Regions from separate parts of the Mus musculus genome. Here region 2 is linked to region 1. Evidence: chromatin loops called from intact Hi-C (ENCODE). Cell type or tissue: gastrocnemius. All regions are shown on one strand.

Region 1 (8,000 bases):
GCCTCTGAGACAGCTGAAAGTTAAGAGTCTGACACACTTCGTCTTGCCCTGGGTTTTGGATGCAGGATGCAGAATTGCCTTTAATCTGCGATTTTGCAGGGTAGTAAACTGGTCTCTGAAACCTCATGACCTCCAAGCTGGGAAGAAGGAGGGGCAGGGTGCCTGGCTCCAGACTCCATTTCCTAAAGGTTAGTGGCTTACTTAGAGTTACACTTGAGCATGTATGGGTCTCATGCAGGTTTCGAGTTTTCGAGCACAAGGTGGCTCAGGCCTCTCTGTCTGTCTGTGTGCCCTGTGTACCTTCCTCAGTCCTGCAGGAAGTGTTCGGGTGACTGATCTGTGGGCCCACCCTTCGGGATGTGTTCAGCGTTCCTCCTGAGAGCCCAAGCTGAGCTTGTGCCTGGCAAACTTTGCTCTGGCTTTCAACCTTTGAGAGAACACGTTCTGTCCCGTTGGCAATGAGCCTGCAGGACAGCAGTGCCAGTGTCCAAGCTTAATCCTGATGACCTGGCCTCACAGAATGGCCACCATAGAGGCTGAACGGCTTTTTCTCAGCGGTTTGGCAGCCCTGAGATCCTGGCCCTCGTGGACCGCTGCATGTTTGAATGGGTGTTACTAACGCCTTCTCCATCCACTGCACTGCTGGTCCGACGTCCGGGTTGGCATTTTGTCCATCTTTGTAAGTCTCTCCCCACTTCCTGCATGGCTTCATTCAGCAACACTTTTGTGGTTTCAATTCAACATGATAAGATTAACCCATCTAATGTGATTACCAGTGAATGTAGACCACGTGTCTTGTGCACTGGCGGCCCATTGGGCTTCCTCGTTCTTCCTTTGTGGCATTAACCTCTGCATTTTTTCCCTCTCAGCTTATCTAGAAACTACAATTCAAGCTTATGTTCTTTAACAAGTGCCTTTAAGTTTTCTAATTGCATATTTAGCATAAAGCTGACCATATCTTCTCTTGACTATCAGTTGTTCACTGAGTGGATCCTCGTGGGCAGACTTGACTTTTTACGGGGTGCCCCTCTGCTGTCGGGTGCCCCGCTGCTGTCTTGGTGCACTTCTTAAAATGTCTCCAATGTTTTGGTTCCTGAACTGCTTCTGGTTTTCGAGACAGGGTCTCACGATGTAGCCAGGCTGGCCTTGAACTCTCAGTCCTCCCAGCTCAGCCTCCCAAGTGACTGTTTATTTGTTCTGTTTGGCACAAGAAGTAAAGGTATTGTTTTCAAGGGCACAGATGAGAGCACGCCGTCTCAAGGCCTCCCAGCTCAAGGGTTCACTTCCACAGCCTCAGCTCTCCCACTAAGCATCAAATGGAGAACGATCTACAGCCGAATCGACCTCAGCTCCACTCACTCTGGGTGGTGGTGTAAGGGGTGATGCCAGCTCCTGGCCTCGGCCACTGTCACTGCCTTTGACCCTTTTACCATCCAAATCAATTGGTCTTTTTTCAGGGTTGTGTTTAAGACACCCCTTGTCTTTGCTACAGTGGTGACCCAGACACAGTTGGAGACCATCCCCCAGTGTCTGTCCTCCCGTGTGGCTGAACAGTCCTGTGGCTGTCCCTGTCACCCCTCCTGAGTGCACTCTGAAGGAGCATGCTTCCTTCGGGTCTATATTCTCTCTCAGGCTAAAGGCGGCAGTTCAGGCCTTCTGTGACCTAAGTCTGGGAGGCCAGTGGTGGCTTCGTGGAATGAGCCCAACAAGACTCTGCCCCGCCTGACCGCTTTAATAGACGCCTGCATTTCGCACATTCAGATTATATCATTAGGACAGGACATGAGAAGGGGCTCTGGAGAGAATCTTGGCCTGCAGAGCCCTGGCCACCTTCTGTGACAGACCACCGGGTCTGGCCCCAGGCGTAGTAGTCAGCCCCCACCACCAAGCTGCAGCTATCAGCAGGACCATTCCAACTGAAGGCACACCCTGTCCTGGAGGCCTAAAGAATGGCAGATGCCTGGCAGAAGTCCTAACTGGTGTGCTTGTAGGAATACCCCGTGTGGTGGCACACCCTTTTGAGGGAATCCTATACAAAACCATTTCTTGGTCCCTCTCTGTATGAAACTCTCTTTCTTGGGACACCCCCCAACTCTGCAGGACACACGGCCATTCACTCAGAACACAAGTCCACCAGATACAGGGACTCAGTAGGCAGGCTGCCGAAAAGCTTCCATGTGATGTGCAGTACCAATGCAAGGGACTGAGGATCAGGGATCAGGGAGGTGGCGGGGATGTGGCACAGCCTTGGGAGAAGATGCGACCACAGAAGACAAAGGTGTCAAGTCTGGATCCTGGCTGGGTACACAGCCCACTAAAAGCCAGTGCCTTATCCTTGCCCCCAAGATGACCTTAACTAACAGCGAGCCTGGTGGTGAGGCTCTGGACTGGCACTGCTTGTAGCAGCAATGAGAAGCCAGGCATGGCAGGGAGACTCTGTAGTGACTTAGCCAGTGTCCCCTTGGGGGAGGAGAAACCAGTGCTTTCCTAGAACCTGTAGCCAGGTGTAGTAGTTTGAATAAAAATGGCTACCATAGACTCACAGGGAGTGGCATTATTGGAAGTTGTGGCCTTGTGTGTCACAGGAGGGTGGACTTTGAGGTTTCAGAAGCTCAAGCCAGGCCCAATGGCTCCCTCTCTTCCTGCGATCCACCAATCCGAATGTAGAATGCTCAACTGCCTCTCCAGCACCACATCTGCTTGTCTGCTACCATGCTTCTCACCATGATGACAACAGACTAAACCTCAGGACTGTAAGCCAGCCCCAGTTAAGTGCTTTCCTGTAGAGTTGATGCAGTCATGGTGTCTCTTCATGGCAGCAGAAACTCTAACAAGACACTAGACATGGCAAAGCCAAACCTAGAAAGGCCAGCTGCCCACAGGAGAGCAAGAGGCAGACATTGGGCAAGGAGAGTAGCCTGGGGGCGGATTCCTGTGCTGTGTGAGGGATGAGGGAGGAGTCCAGAACATTCTACCTGTATGGAGGGTCTGGATACAGAGCCTTGGAAAGAAAAGTGACTTGTTGGTGGGAGGTGGCCGGCAGGTGGGTGGTGTGCCTAACAACCATCTAAAGTGAGCAGGGCCATGTATCAAGGAGTGAGCAGCCCAGGCAGGTGTGCACACTGGCATTCCTACCAGAGACGCTGTACAGGCCCAGATGTGGTCCAGCGCATTTCCTCACCAGACCCCAGCACCAGCCACATCCTTGGTCTCTGTGATCTCATAGCCACACCCAGCTCAGCCTGGAACCCTGGACCTGGCTGGAGGCTCCCATGTTGCTCTGTGTGAACTCTTTTCCTGGAATCTGCTGGCCTGTGTCTGATTGTGCCCCTGGGACACAATGTCCCCCATCGTCCTCTTGGATTCAGCCTTTCTCCTGAGCTCTGTGGCTAAAAAGGACACACAGGTGGCCCCCCTCTTTCCAAGCTGTGAGGCCATCCCAGGAGTCCCTGGAGGAGGCCAGCTGGAAAGCACCCGGACTGGGGGTAGGGGAGGCAGCGACGTCTCGTCAGCCAAATGGGTTCGATTCCATTGACTGATTCTATCTGAATGGTCATTAATGTGATTTATTTGGCTGTTTCAGATTCTTCACTCCCAAATTTGTCACCAACCCTCTTGGTATTGACTGGAAGAGAACAGTCCTAGTACAGAATGGAGTGGGAACAGGGCTCTCTAGCTCGGCTCCTCACCTTCCCCTCCCCCCGCCCGTTCTTTACTCTCAGAGCGACTGGACTGGAAAGCGCAGGAAAACAGAGGAAGGGGCCGTGCCTAACCCCCAGCCTTTCCACCCAGCTCTTACTTTAGAAGACAAGTTCTCTCCTCCCTCAACCCCAGCCGTGCCCTGGCCACCCCAGGGGAAGCCAACGCTGAACTTTCCTGACAGCAGCGGACACTTACAGAGGCCACTGTGGAACAGAGTTCATTTCCAACATCCTGGCATTAGAGACTCAGGATACCAAGCTCCCAGCTGCTGCTCCAGTGCCCTGCCTGGTGCCCTGCTCCCTGCCATGTTTGTTGATGGACTCCTATCCCTCTTAAACTCTAAGCCCCGAATAAATCCTTCTGTTAAGAAAACATAACCACCCCAGGACACCCTCTGCCCCAGGTCCCCTGTCAGTGCTCCAGCTGCCTCCAGCCCTTGACCGTGCAGCCCCCATGAGATCCAGTTGCCTGTGGACACGGCCCTTGTCATGGCCAACACACTAACTAGATTGGAAACCACGGGAGCAGCAGCTCAGCCACTGTGCACCCCATGGTATCCCCAGCTCTAGGTCCTATTCTTGCCCCACTGAACCTGACTCAAGGCTCTCAGCTCACCCTGTCTTCTCCCAGGAAGTCACCAGAACCAATTCCGGCTAAACCAAGGGGTGTGGGTAAGTACCTGCCTTCTGCACCCCTGCCTTCTGCACCCCTGCCCTCTGCAACCCTGCCCTCTGCACCCCTGCACCCCTGCCCTCTGCACCCCTGTCCTCTCCCTCTCTTCCTTGACCCCAGCATGAGACTGAGGGGATGAAGGACAGAGTGGCTATAAGGGAGGGAAGGCCCTGGAGTGAGGATAGTGGGCAGGCACTCCAAGTTGAAATGGCCCCACCACTACACAGCTGTGCATCAGTGAGACCTGTAGTTCGCTGGGGAGGGGCTTTTGTGAAGTGAGGCAGGCCCCCTCTGCTAAGGGCCAGACTCACAGCCCCTGGCTCTGCTTGCTGGGAAGAAGCCACCCACCTCCCATCTGCCTTTCTGGATCTGGTCTAAGATGACTCACCTGTCCCCAGGGAGGCTGACCTGGTTTCTCACCCAAGCTCAGCTCCCACAGGCCACAGCTGGAAGGGGTGGAGATGAAGAGGCAGCCGCCTCTCCTGGTGATCACTTTCCCATGAAACACAGCCTGGAGGTCCAAAGGAAAAACACCATAAAACTATGTCCCGAGGGGCAGTGGTAGTGCACACCTTTAGTCTCAGCACTTGGGAGGCAGAGGCAGGTGGATTTCTGAGTTGGAGGCCAGCCTGGTCTACAGAGTGAGTTCCAGGACAGCCAGGGCTACACAGAGGAACCCTGTCTCGAAAAACAAACAAACAAACAAACAAACAAAACTATGTCCCTTAGCCAAGTGGTAGTGGCACACACCTTTAGTCCAACCACCCAGAAGCAGAGGCAGGAGGATCTCTGTGAATTTGAGGCCAACCTGGTCTACAGAGAGCATTCCAGGACAGCCAGGGCTACACAGGGAAAGTGTGCCACCCCCGCCACCCCAACAAAACAAAACAAAAACCTGTGTCTCTTTGGAGGCTAACCCTGCTCACCAGACACCTCTGACCTGGCTCATGGTTTGTTTGCTTGCCTGTACTGGCTTCCAGATCTCTCATTCTCTCTCTCTCTCTCTCTCTCTCTCTCTCTCTCTCTCTTTCTCTCTCTCTCTCTCTCTCCCTCTCTCTCTCTCTCTCTCTCTCTCTCACACACACACACACACACACACACACACACACCCTGCCACATTACAGTTAGATCACAGTAAGACAGGGGACTGACCTACACGGCCAGGTTACCTGTGTCAGAAGAAAGACTCTGGACTGGAGCTGATGGAGCAGGAAGATCAGGTTAGGCAGATCCATAAGCAAGGGCCACAGGGCAGATGTGGGGCCTCCGTGCCTGAAACTTAGGGGGGCAAGTGTGACTCAGGTGGAGACAGCACATGAAAGAGCCCATCCCCAACCGCTCAGCCCTGGTCTAATGACAGGGGAAGCCACAGGACCAGATACTTCCTCTACTGTGTCCCTGGAGCCACACTGCCCCCTGCTGCTGCTAGTGGGCATGGCAGGAACCTCTGAGTTGAGGCTGTCTCCTGAGCAGATACTGAGTGAAGAAGCCAGTTATAATTTGTGGACTTTTCTGGCCCCAGCTAGGGCACACGGGAAGCCAAGCAAGCTCAAGGCTGGGCTCTGACTGCATAGGTGCCCCATCTGGTGGGAGGGCTTATTCAGCCGGTACCAGAGCTGGGGAGACGGTGATTATACGCAAAGCCAGAGGTTTGGAGCTCCGAAGCCAACATCCCAGCAACCTGTCCTAGCCCCTGTGGCACTGGGACTGGCAGCCCTCGGGGACACAGGAGCCTGCAGGGGTAGCAGCAGCCAGTCTACTGGTTCCTGCCTGTTCCACCCAGCCTCTCTGTGTGTAGATCTGAAATGTTCCACACTTTTTTTTCCTGCTGGTGAACCCAGGGTCTCATGTGCACTGGGCTAGTCTTCTCTACCACTGACAAGGCCCCAGCCCTTTGTTAGTTTAATTTGACACAGTATCTAAGTTGCCCAGGCTAGTAATCCTCCTGTCTCTGCCTCTTGAGTAGCTTCCTATACGACCCCTTCAGACCCAGTGCATTTTTAATTAATTGGTTAATTATATTGGGGAAGGGATGAGACAAGGTCTCACTGTGTAGCCCAGGCTGGCCTTCTCCAGGATGGCCCTCGTGGCTATTCTGTTCTTCCTTTCCTTCCTCCCGCCCTTCCCATGCTTGTCCCCATACCTCCCCCCTTTACAGGAACATGGACTTATATAGAAGATTTATAGGGGAATAACTCGAGTGAGATTTGTCTGTGGTGTAGAGCATAAAGGAGATAAAACTGGGTTCTCCCCAAGGGAGACACATGTGGCAGAGCACAGTGTCTAACTGCCCAGACTCGTCCTAGCTCACCTGGACTGAAACTGCTGACCCTTCTCACTGCCTGCCTGGGAAGCCACTGTGGACCTCGGAGCCCAGGACAGGGAGGGTCACACGGTATTCCTAGGGGGCACACACCTGGGGTTGCCACAGGAGCCAGCATGGCACCAAAGAGGCAGGAACCAATCACAGAAGCAGGATACCAACAGGCCAAGCCCTAGAAAGGTGGCCCTACCAGGGCCAGGCTGATGGGGAGAGAGTCTTCAGATGCCACCGTGGAGGGACTCCACTTTGATGCCAGCCACCCCACGGCTATTGATGGGTCTGAATGCAGGTGCTGGGCTTGTCACTCTAAAGGCCAGCCACAGGCATGCAGGCAAAACACCCATTCAGATAAAATCAATGGATAGAGTATTTTAAGGTTGAGGTTGGCCCACTGCAGAGGTGTTTCTGCACCTGGTGCCCTCTGGTCGGCTGGAAGAAGCCAGAGTGGGCGTTCCCTCAATTCCTTCTGGCAGTTCTTGACAGGAGTAGGGGTGATGAAAAAACTCCAAAGAATGGGCAATGCTGGCACATGCCTTTAGTACCAGCACTCAGGAGGCAAAAGCGGGTGGATCTCTGTGAGTTCAAGGCCAGCCTGGTCTACAGAGTGAGTTCCAGAACAGCGCAAGACTATCCAGAGAAACTCTGTCTTGGGGGAGAAAAAAAAAAAAAGACTCCAAAGAAAAGTAACCAGTTTATCTCTCTGCCAGAGGTGTCCTCGGATCTCTTGACAGCCTCATTCTTGCCAGAGGCCAGAGATGGCAGAAGTGTTTGGAGGTTCCTAAATGATCTGGTTCCTAAGTGATTCCAGGGTCACCTCTTTAGAGGGGGTAATAAGTACTGCAGAAGCAGTGAGGGCCTACAAAGAGAAAAAGGTCAAGAGAGTAGGATTTCTGGCCTGAATGGGGAGCTAACGTTCTAGTGGATAGAGGTCAGTCACCTGGTTGTGGACCACCCCTAGGAAGACAGGCTCACTTTAAGCCACGTTTAAGAGCTAGAATAGCAACTCGTTGCCCTAGGGGCCCAAAGGGTCATCAGAATTAAACAATCCCCGGTCACTTAGAGCAATAGCTTGCTTCTACTACAGACTTCAGAATGCTGGATGAGTCTGATGGGGTTGGAGGACAGCAGCCAGAATGTATAATAAAGACAGTGGAATTGTTAGGGACTTCTTTCCCCCTGTCGATCAGAGGTGGCTAGCCTGCTAAGGGCCAGAACTCCATTAAACCCTACCATCATTCGATCTGTGCGCATGCCTGTTTGCCCGTCTCTTAGAAGTTCTCTACAGACTTGACTTGCTTTTACA
Region 2 (8,000 bases), 210 kb before region 1:
TGGTTCCTGCCAAGCCACCCAAGCCTGGCACTTCCTCTGACTCCAGGTATTAGGCTTCTCTGAAATGAGTGTTCACAAAGGTCTTGCAGGCTCTTGATTGTGATGCGGTGTGTGTCGTATGCAGTCACACAGCCTCTGTGCCAAGGCTTGTTCCTTAACCAGCCGTGCAGATATGGGTATGTGACCAATTCCAAGGTGAAATTTGTCATGGTCGTGGATTCCTCCAATACAGCCCTTCGGGACAACGAGATCCGCAGTGTAAGTGCAGAGGGCTGAGGTGGGTATCTGCCCCTCACTTTCCGCACTGGGAAGGCAAAAGCCTGCAACAGCCCCATGAGTGCGTTCATCTAACCGGTGTTCGTTTGCTCTTCTACTTTTTGTTTGTTTGTTTGTTTGTTTTTTGAGACAGGGTTTCTCTGTATAGCCTTGGCTATCCTGGAACTCACTCTGTAGCCCAGGCTGGCCTCGAACTCAGAAATCCGCCTGCCTCTGCCTCCCAAGTGCTGGGATTAAAGGCATTTGCCACCACTGCCCGGCTTCGTTTGCTCTTCTTTTAGATGTTCCGGAAGCTGCATAACTCTTACACAGATGTGATGTGCAACCCCTTCTACAACCCGGGAGACCGCATCCAGTCAAGGTGGGACCTGCTTTTTGATAACATGGTCATTAGGAAAGCAAGGGAACCACGTAGGAGCCCTGTCCCAAGGCCACTATTTCAAAGCAGTCAGCCCCATTTTTCTAACGTAGCGCTGACACAGACCTCTGTGTGTATGGGCAGATTGGGCCAAGGCTCACCCATCTGACCTCCCAGGTGTGTCTGTGGGTACCTGAGGACCTAGAGAAGGCTCAGCAAGGGCTCATGCTGTGGCATACCCTTTTCGGAGGCAATGTCCTCCTGTTGCTTGGCGTGCCTTTTGTGTTGGCTTGGGTGTCTCCCTTCCAGCTGGATGGACCTCATGCAGGTGCCTCATCAGGGGGCATGGACTTCATATGCAGGCACTGCAAACCTGCTTCCAGAATTTTCTTTCTTTCTTTTCTTTCTTTTTCTTTTCTTTTTTTTAAAGATTTATTTATTTAGTATATGTAAGTACACTGTAGCTAACTTCAGGCACCCCAGAAGAGGGCATCAGATCTCATGATAAATGGTTGGGATTTGAACTCAGTACCTTCCTTCGGAAGAGCAGTCAGTGCTCTTAACCGCTGAGCCATCTCTCCAGCCCCAGAATTTTCTTTTTCAGGGACTGTTCCCAAGGAGTTGCTTTCAGTTGACAGGTGGCTCAAGCAGGCCCTTGAGTGGCACCTTCCTTTAGCCGAGACATCAAGTATTTTGGGTCCACCTAGATCCTAAGACAGAGAACCCAGGTGTCCCTAAGCCATACAGGGCAAAGACAGCACTGCCTGCTCGTGGGGCTCATTGCTTATCCCTGCCTGCTCCCTGTGGACCTTACCGTGGGAGACATGCTGTGGAAATCTGTGGAATAAGAGGCCTGTGGAGGCTGTGCAAGGGTGGTGGGTGTCACTGCCTGGCATGGTGGGTACAAAGTCTGCTTCCCTGAACCCTAGGAAAGCTCCAGAATCCCGAGGATCCGGTCGGGCAGGGCCATAGCCCGTCCTGCTCTAAATCTGGATTCTCTTCTCAGGGCCTTTGATACCATGGTGACTTCCATGATGATCCAGGTGTGCTGAGTGGGGACCTCTGCCTGCCTCAGTCGTTCAGAAGAGAAGCCTGCGTTCACCCCTGTTGGATGATACTTATTTATTCCCTTTCTGCTCCCTGAGTGTACCCTGTGGGCAGGGCTGTGTCCCCTGTGCTTTTCTACTAAAGGCCTCACAAGATGAGATCTACGTTGTCCTGTGTCAGCAGAGAGGGCTCAGCTGAGGACCAGCTAGCTGGTCTCAGAGACTCTAGAGTGATGTAGGGGCTGTGACCACAGCTGGGTGGTATAGGGGAGGATGCTGTGATAGGAGACTGTGGGCCTCCATTGTCTGAGCAGGTGGGTGGTTCAGAAGGGTGTAGGGTATGGGGAGCCGAGAGCCAGCTTCAGAGAATAGAGACGATCCAGGGCGGACAGACACACACCTTCCTTCTTGGGCAAGGGCCCTCGACGTTCTGGATCTGCCATTCATTGCTAGCCTTAGCCCAGTGCTGTGCCCAGCGCTAGCCTCAGGGGGTGGTAAGAGGTGTAAAGCTCTGTGGGACACAGCAGCAAAGCGTGTCTCCCATGTCGCAGAGGAGAACCTCCAGGAGCCTTTCCTGTCTGTGAGCATGGAGACCAGCAAGGTCCCCAGTGCTGCTCCTAGGCCATGCATCCCCAGGGACAAACCAGGCTCTCCTCAGAAGTCCTGTGGCTGTGTGGAGGTGGTGCCTGAAGCTGGCTCTTCCATGCCTCCGGGCAGCGTAGCTAAATACTGGTGTCCTAGGAGAGGCAGAGGCCAAGAGGACCTGTCCTGAGCCTGAGTCCCCTTTAGCTGTCATGGCTCCATGCTGTCTTCAGAGTCTCTGGCTTCCCCAAGTCCTCAGCCAAGGACCTCCCCTTCGCTGTAGAGTGTCTCATGCCTGGGCCCAGCAGGCTGGGATTTGTCCACGTGAGCTGGGTGGAGTGGGAGAGAGTCCATCTCTGCATCTCAGGGCTTCTCTCCAAGAGCACAAGGTTATTACAAAATGCAGTACGAAGAGAAGCCAGACCACCCACCTGATCGATAAAAGTGAGAAATGAAGTTGCTTTGAGAAGTTCAACATGCAGCTGACTGACATGGACAGAGCCCAGATGGACTTGGTTAAAGCCTTTAGTGGGGGGTTGGGTTTGGCAAGGGAAGGAAGGAGCACCAGTCAGGTGGGATCTTGGGAGGTCACCCTCCCTGAGTATTAGCTGCCCTGGAAACTGCATCTTATGCCCCAGTCTTCCCTCCTCACAGAGTGAGCCTCAGGTTTCCTGGAGAAACTTGGCTCAATGCCGGTTGCTACCCTCCCCCTTTCCTCTTCATACCAGGACAGGCAGTTACAATGTGTAAAAGGTGGTTCTGGGAGGAACCTGCAGGAAAGATACTTTAAAAGTAGGTCTGGCTGGTGTGTAGAACACTCGAGGCTCTCTGCTCTCTTCCTGCCTGGAAGCGGGAGGTTAGGTCTCCCTCTTGAGAGCAAGACGACGAGATGAGGGAGCAAAAGGGGCCTAAGTCTGGGCTGATGAACCAGCCCTGGACGGCTTGCGTCAGCTTTTCTTTCTTTCTTTCTTTTAAGATTTATTTATTTATTATATGTAAGTCACTGTAGCTGTCTTCAGACACACCAGAAGAGGGAGTCAGATCTCATTAGGGATGGTTGTAAGCCACCATGTGGTTGCTGGGATTTGAACTCAGGACCTTCGGAAGAGCAGTCGGGTGCTCTTACCTGCTGAGCCATCTCACCAGCCCCCTTGCGTCAGCTTTTCATGTGAGGCAATAACATAGAGCTCTCTCCTGTTTGGGTTTTCTGACAGATTATGTGTAAGAGCACTGTGTGTGAGAACATTGAGTCTTCTCACTATCAAGCTCAGCAAAGAAAGCTTATAATGTGCTCTGCTCGCCTGGGTGTGGGCATCAGGCTTGCAGGTGAATTCCACCCTGAGGTTGGCCTCGGAGACCATGGTCACCGCCTGCCTGTTAAGAGGCAGGCTGTCCACCCCGGAGCCAAGATGGTGGCTCTGGTTAGCTTGTGATTTGCTGCAGGTAGTCTGTAGGGCCATCAGCTGCCTGTCTTCCCTTCTGGTACTGTCCTTCTACAGACCTGGGTCCAGGGCGCCTTACTCTGAGAGGGGAAACTGTGGCTTGCCATTGACAATGCTCACGGCAGAGACTGCAGGGCTGGTAGGGTTCTCACTACTGTGTAGACGCTGTGCTGAGGGGTGTTTGCACCTCAGCCTTCTGTCCTTGGCTTGGACAGACCTGGGTCTATCAGGAAGAACTCCCGGGTCCTTCCCAAGAAGAGAACTTGGCATATACATATATGTATATATATGTATATGTGTGTATATGTGTATTTATATATGTATGTGTAAAACTTGGCGCATATATATATGTGTATATAAAAATACATATATATACACACACAAACACACACACACACACACACACACACACACACACTTATGCATGTATATATGTCCAAGGCTCAGGAGCAAATATCCTGCCAGGAGACCCAGGCCAGGGACTTGGAAGTCCTGAAGCTGGAATTGAAGAGGAGCAGGCATCATCCTTGTCAAGGGCCCTGCCAGGTCACTTACTTTGATACTGGGGAACCCTCCCCCCCCCCCAACCCCCCGCTTCCCGCAAGGCCACCCTAGGGCCAATTTGCTGTTCACCATCTGCCCACTGGGTGGCAGTCACTCCTAGCTGGTCAGGATGGAACCAATTGCTTCCAAAGGTTAAAAAAAAATAAAAAGGCTGTCCAGGCTCACGGGGGCTACTGTATTGATACCACAGGCCAACTTGCCTTGGCCAGTTAACACAGTAGCTGGGGGCAGGGCTACTTCCTGCATGCCCAGAGAGAATCTACTCTAGGTCTTGGCCAGCTCCTGGAGCTGCAGCGACTCTTTGCAAGCCTCAGCTCAGACTCTGCCTCCCTTGTTCACAGCTGTCCCAAGCCTCACCCGCTGTTGGATGTGTGGTCCACAGGCAGTCTGGAATGCTCCTGGAGTAGTAGTTATTGTGATGGCGATGATGATAGGAGCTTACTGTGTAGCCCCGGCTGTGCTAGAGCTCACTCTGTAGACCAGGCTGGCTTCAGACTCACATAGCTCCACCTGTCTCTGCCTCCTGAGTGCTGGGATTAAAGGTGTGCACTACTACACCTGACTCTGGAGTTAATTCTTACGTTTCTTCAGAGATCTTTTTTCAATAAGGTCACAGGCTGCCTTTGGGCTTTGGAGGTGAAGATGTGGTTGCATTGGGGGGTGGGATATCCACTGAGGACAGGGGACATGTGAAAATGGCTTGGGGGGGGTCACGCATGGATGGAGCCTAGAAAAGGGCACAGCTCGTTCTCAGAGCTCTCCAGGTTCGGGGAGCAGGAGAAGCAAGGCAGCTCTACTGGGGCTTAAGGATAACATTAACATACAGCAAGGTGGTAAGTGCAGATTAGCGTGTGTATCCGCAGACCTGGGCCTGGCTAGCTCTCTTCCTGAGTACAGTGGCAGAGCAGGGTAGCCTGTCTGCCAGATACACACACACACACACACACACACACACACACACACAACATATTCACAGACATACACATACACTCAGACACATACAGACACACACATTCACAGACACACACATATACACTCATACACACAGAGATACAAACACTCAGACCCACACACACTCAGACACACACACCCTCAGACACAGACAGACAGACAGACAGACACTGTTCAGCATAGAAGGCCCACTTTTGCTTCTTACACTCAGAGTTCAGCATAGAGGCCCCACTTTTGCTTCTTGACCTGACCAGCTCAGATAACTTCAGCAGGATGGAGGTGAAGTGCTGGTGTATCTAGAGAGCCAGTTTGAGGCATGGAGGAAGAATTATGGCGATGGAGTTTTGGAGTTTGGTTGAATCAGAAGGCAGAGCCAGAGCCCCCCCTCTGGACTCATGCCATATCCCATTACCACCCTCTGTGTGGGGAGCCTTGGAGAAAGGGTCAATGCTAACCTGTATCTGAGGGAGAATCAAGAAATGAGGCTGATCACATGTTCTTAAAATATATTCAAGTTTAATAATTTACATTCTACTATTAACACACATATCTATTTTTCTTTAAAAGTACTCGAGAATGCCAATCCCAGCATACCCTGAGCCTTCCTCCCCTCCCTCCCCTCCCTGCCCAGTGCCTTCCCACTGGGACCTGGTGATCTGGGCACCTTCAAAGGCCCTTGGGGGCTGCCAGGCTAGGAGCCCCATCTGGAGGGAGTGGAGACAGCAGTTTACTCCTGGTCCCGCTTTAAAAACTGGGCTGTTCTTTCAGTAGGGAGAGAACCACTGTGGTGCTCCTCCATGGCCCCTGCAGAGAGTTGGGGGTGGGGGAGAACAAAGGCAGCTCAGTTGTCTTCAGAGGGGATAGGCCTGGAGAACATCAGGGTTAAAGTTACCACCGAGCTGCCCAGAAACTGTTGGGGGCGCCTTTGCTTTATTGAGGGGGTGACTCCAGAGAAGGAAGCCTGGGGCTAGAATTTGTCACATGGGCTCAACTGCAGCCTTGTTTATACTAGTTAGCCTATGCTTCAGGCCAGAGGAGGCTGCTTGTCGCCTGCAGAGTCCTAGTGCCCAGGAACAAGTAGCCCCACCAGGCAGGGAGCAAGCTTACACAGAGCCTGCACAGGCTGCTGGAAGCCACGAGGCCTCCCCCTCAGCCCCTTGCCAAGTGCCCCAACCTTTAAGGCTCATGTGAGGGACAATAGTCTTCCCTTAGCATGACACTGTGCAGATTGGCTACAGCCAGCATAAGGGTCAGGCTCCAAGAATCTTGCTGCTCAGATCTCCAGACTCAGAGTCCCACTTGGGCCCACTTACCGGCTCCGTCCATGGGCTCTTAACCGAGCTTTTCGATGGAGGCTACCGTGCAGGAAGGCAGCCCTGTTGCCCGAGTGTGTCCGCAGCCCTCCACGGTCTGTGGAGCTGATGCCTGGGAAGTTCGTCCTTTTGGGAAGTACCTGGATGGAACCCATGTCATGCTCCAAGACACTGGTCTGTACCCTTCTTGCCAGGGTGGCCTGAAGCCAGGGCCCAGGCTGAGACCAGGGCTTGGGGCTCCTGACTTGTGGTATCACTTAGGCTGAAATAATCCCTCCAACTTTTCTCAGATGCAAATGTGATCACAGGACATCCTGGTAATAGCCAGCATCTTCCTGGCCCATTCTGGCAGGCCCCGCCCACACCAAGCCCCGCCCACGCCAAGCCCCACCCTAGGTCTGAGAGTTTTCATCACTTCCTAACTCTGATTAATGCCCACCCAGCTAAGATGCACAAAGGGTCAGGCACTCTAACCTCTCCGAGCCTGGTGGAGGATTTGTGAGTTATTGCACAAGGCTCAGTGGTGGCCCACAGGCGCATGGAGACCCCTGGGGAAACATACCTTGATGACCCGACCTCGGAAGGTGCTCTCATCCAGCCCCACAGCAGCCTTGACAGATCTGTGCGAAGCAAACTCTATATATGCATAGCTGGGGGAGGACAGAGGTGGTGAACATTGGAGCAAGGAGTGAGGGGCTAGCTCCAGCCCCACCCACACTGCCCAGCCTGCCATAGCCCGACACTGACCCCTTGGGGTGTCCAGAGAACTTGTCGCACAGGATAGTGACCCGGTGAATCTCCCCACAGGGACTGAAGTAGGCCTCCAGCTCTGCAGCTGAGCCACCATAATCCACCTGCTCACAGAAAGGGTACCTGGTATAAGTGCTGGGCTATCCCCGTCTCCCTCCTGCTGAGGCGTTGTGGCAGAAAGGGGTTGGAGGGACCCCCCCCCCAAGGTTGGTTGGCCCCTGGCTGGGCATGGGCTGAAGTTGTATCCACTCCTGCCCAGGGTTCAGTGCTGAGAGACAGTTAAGTGTTTCCTGTGTGGACAGCTGGTTGGGTCTCAGGAATTAGCACATGCCGGGTATGTGGCCCATTAAACCTGAATGCTTGACCTCACCTTCGGTTGAATGAACAGTCAAGGCCTGGGCACTATTCGGCCCCGTGGGTTTTACCTTCCCTCTGCACCAGGCCTCCCACTTTGGCCTTGGAGACACTTGCATTTACAACTCCATAGCCTCCTGCCTCAAACTCATAGCCAGCTCCACCCAGGCCAGTCGTGGAGGGGTCTGCCCAGCTAAATGCCCTAATTGGGGGCAGACACCCTAGGAGGGCTATGACCACGCCACCCCCCTCTCTACTCACATTGCCTACAAAGACAGATCTGTGGTCAGCCTCCACATTTTCCTTGGAGGTCCTAGAGAAGAAGCAGTCTGTAGGGAGAGAGAACCTCAGAACTAGCGGGAGG

The links. Hi-C counts contacts between places; a loop is a spot of excess contacts. Peaks named below come from ENCODE experiments on the same cell type or tissue, not always from the same donor. Only the 100,000 strongest peaks of a DNase experiment are listed, where the experiment ranks them.
Region 2: a loop joins it to region 1, with 9 times the contacts of the local background. A loop is called at or near these places in 36 of 42 quality-filtered maps.

The regions. Positions count from the first base shown.
Region 1 is chr8:122,824,811-122,832,810 of GRCm38, forward strand. Gm35466 (a long non-coding RNA gene) reads left to right here. Exons shown (of 3, transcript XR_388150.3): 1 at 1-4,373. Among named protein-coding and RNA genes, the nearest start is that of Gm35466, 5.4 kb to the left of the region's middle. In gastrocnemius, no CTCF peak of the experiment used is centred here; DNase peaks (open chromatin) are centred at 408, 4,706 and 5,788.
Region 2 is chr8:122,613,751-122,621,750 of GRCm38, forward strand. Trappc2l (trafficking protein particle complex 2-like) reads left to right here. Exons shown (of 5, transcript NM_021502.2): 3 at 171-258; 4 at 558-637; 5 at 1,641-1,841. The coding sequence ends at 1,686. It overlaps Pabpn1l (poly(A)binding protein nuclear 1-like), which reads right to left. Exons shown (of 7, transcript NM_001007462.1): 3 at 7,898-7,965; 4 at 7,280-7,386; 5 at 7,095-7,182; 6 at 6,533-6,672; 7 at 5,721-6,023. The coding sequence ends at 5,984. Among named protein-coding and RNA genes, the nearest start is that of Mir6396, 4.6 kb to the right of the region's middle. In gastrocnemius, a CTCF peak has its summit at 4,369 (motif pointing right); a DNase peak (open chromatin) is centred at 4,366.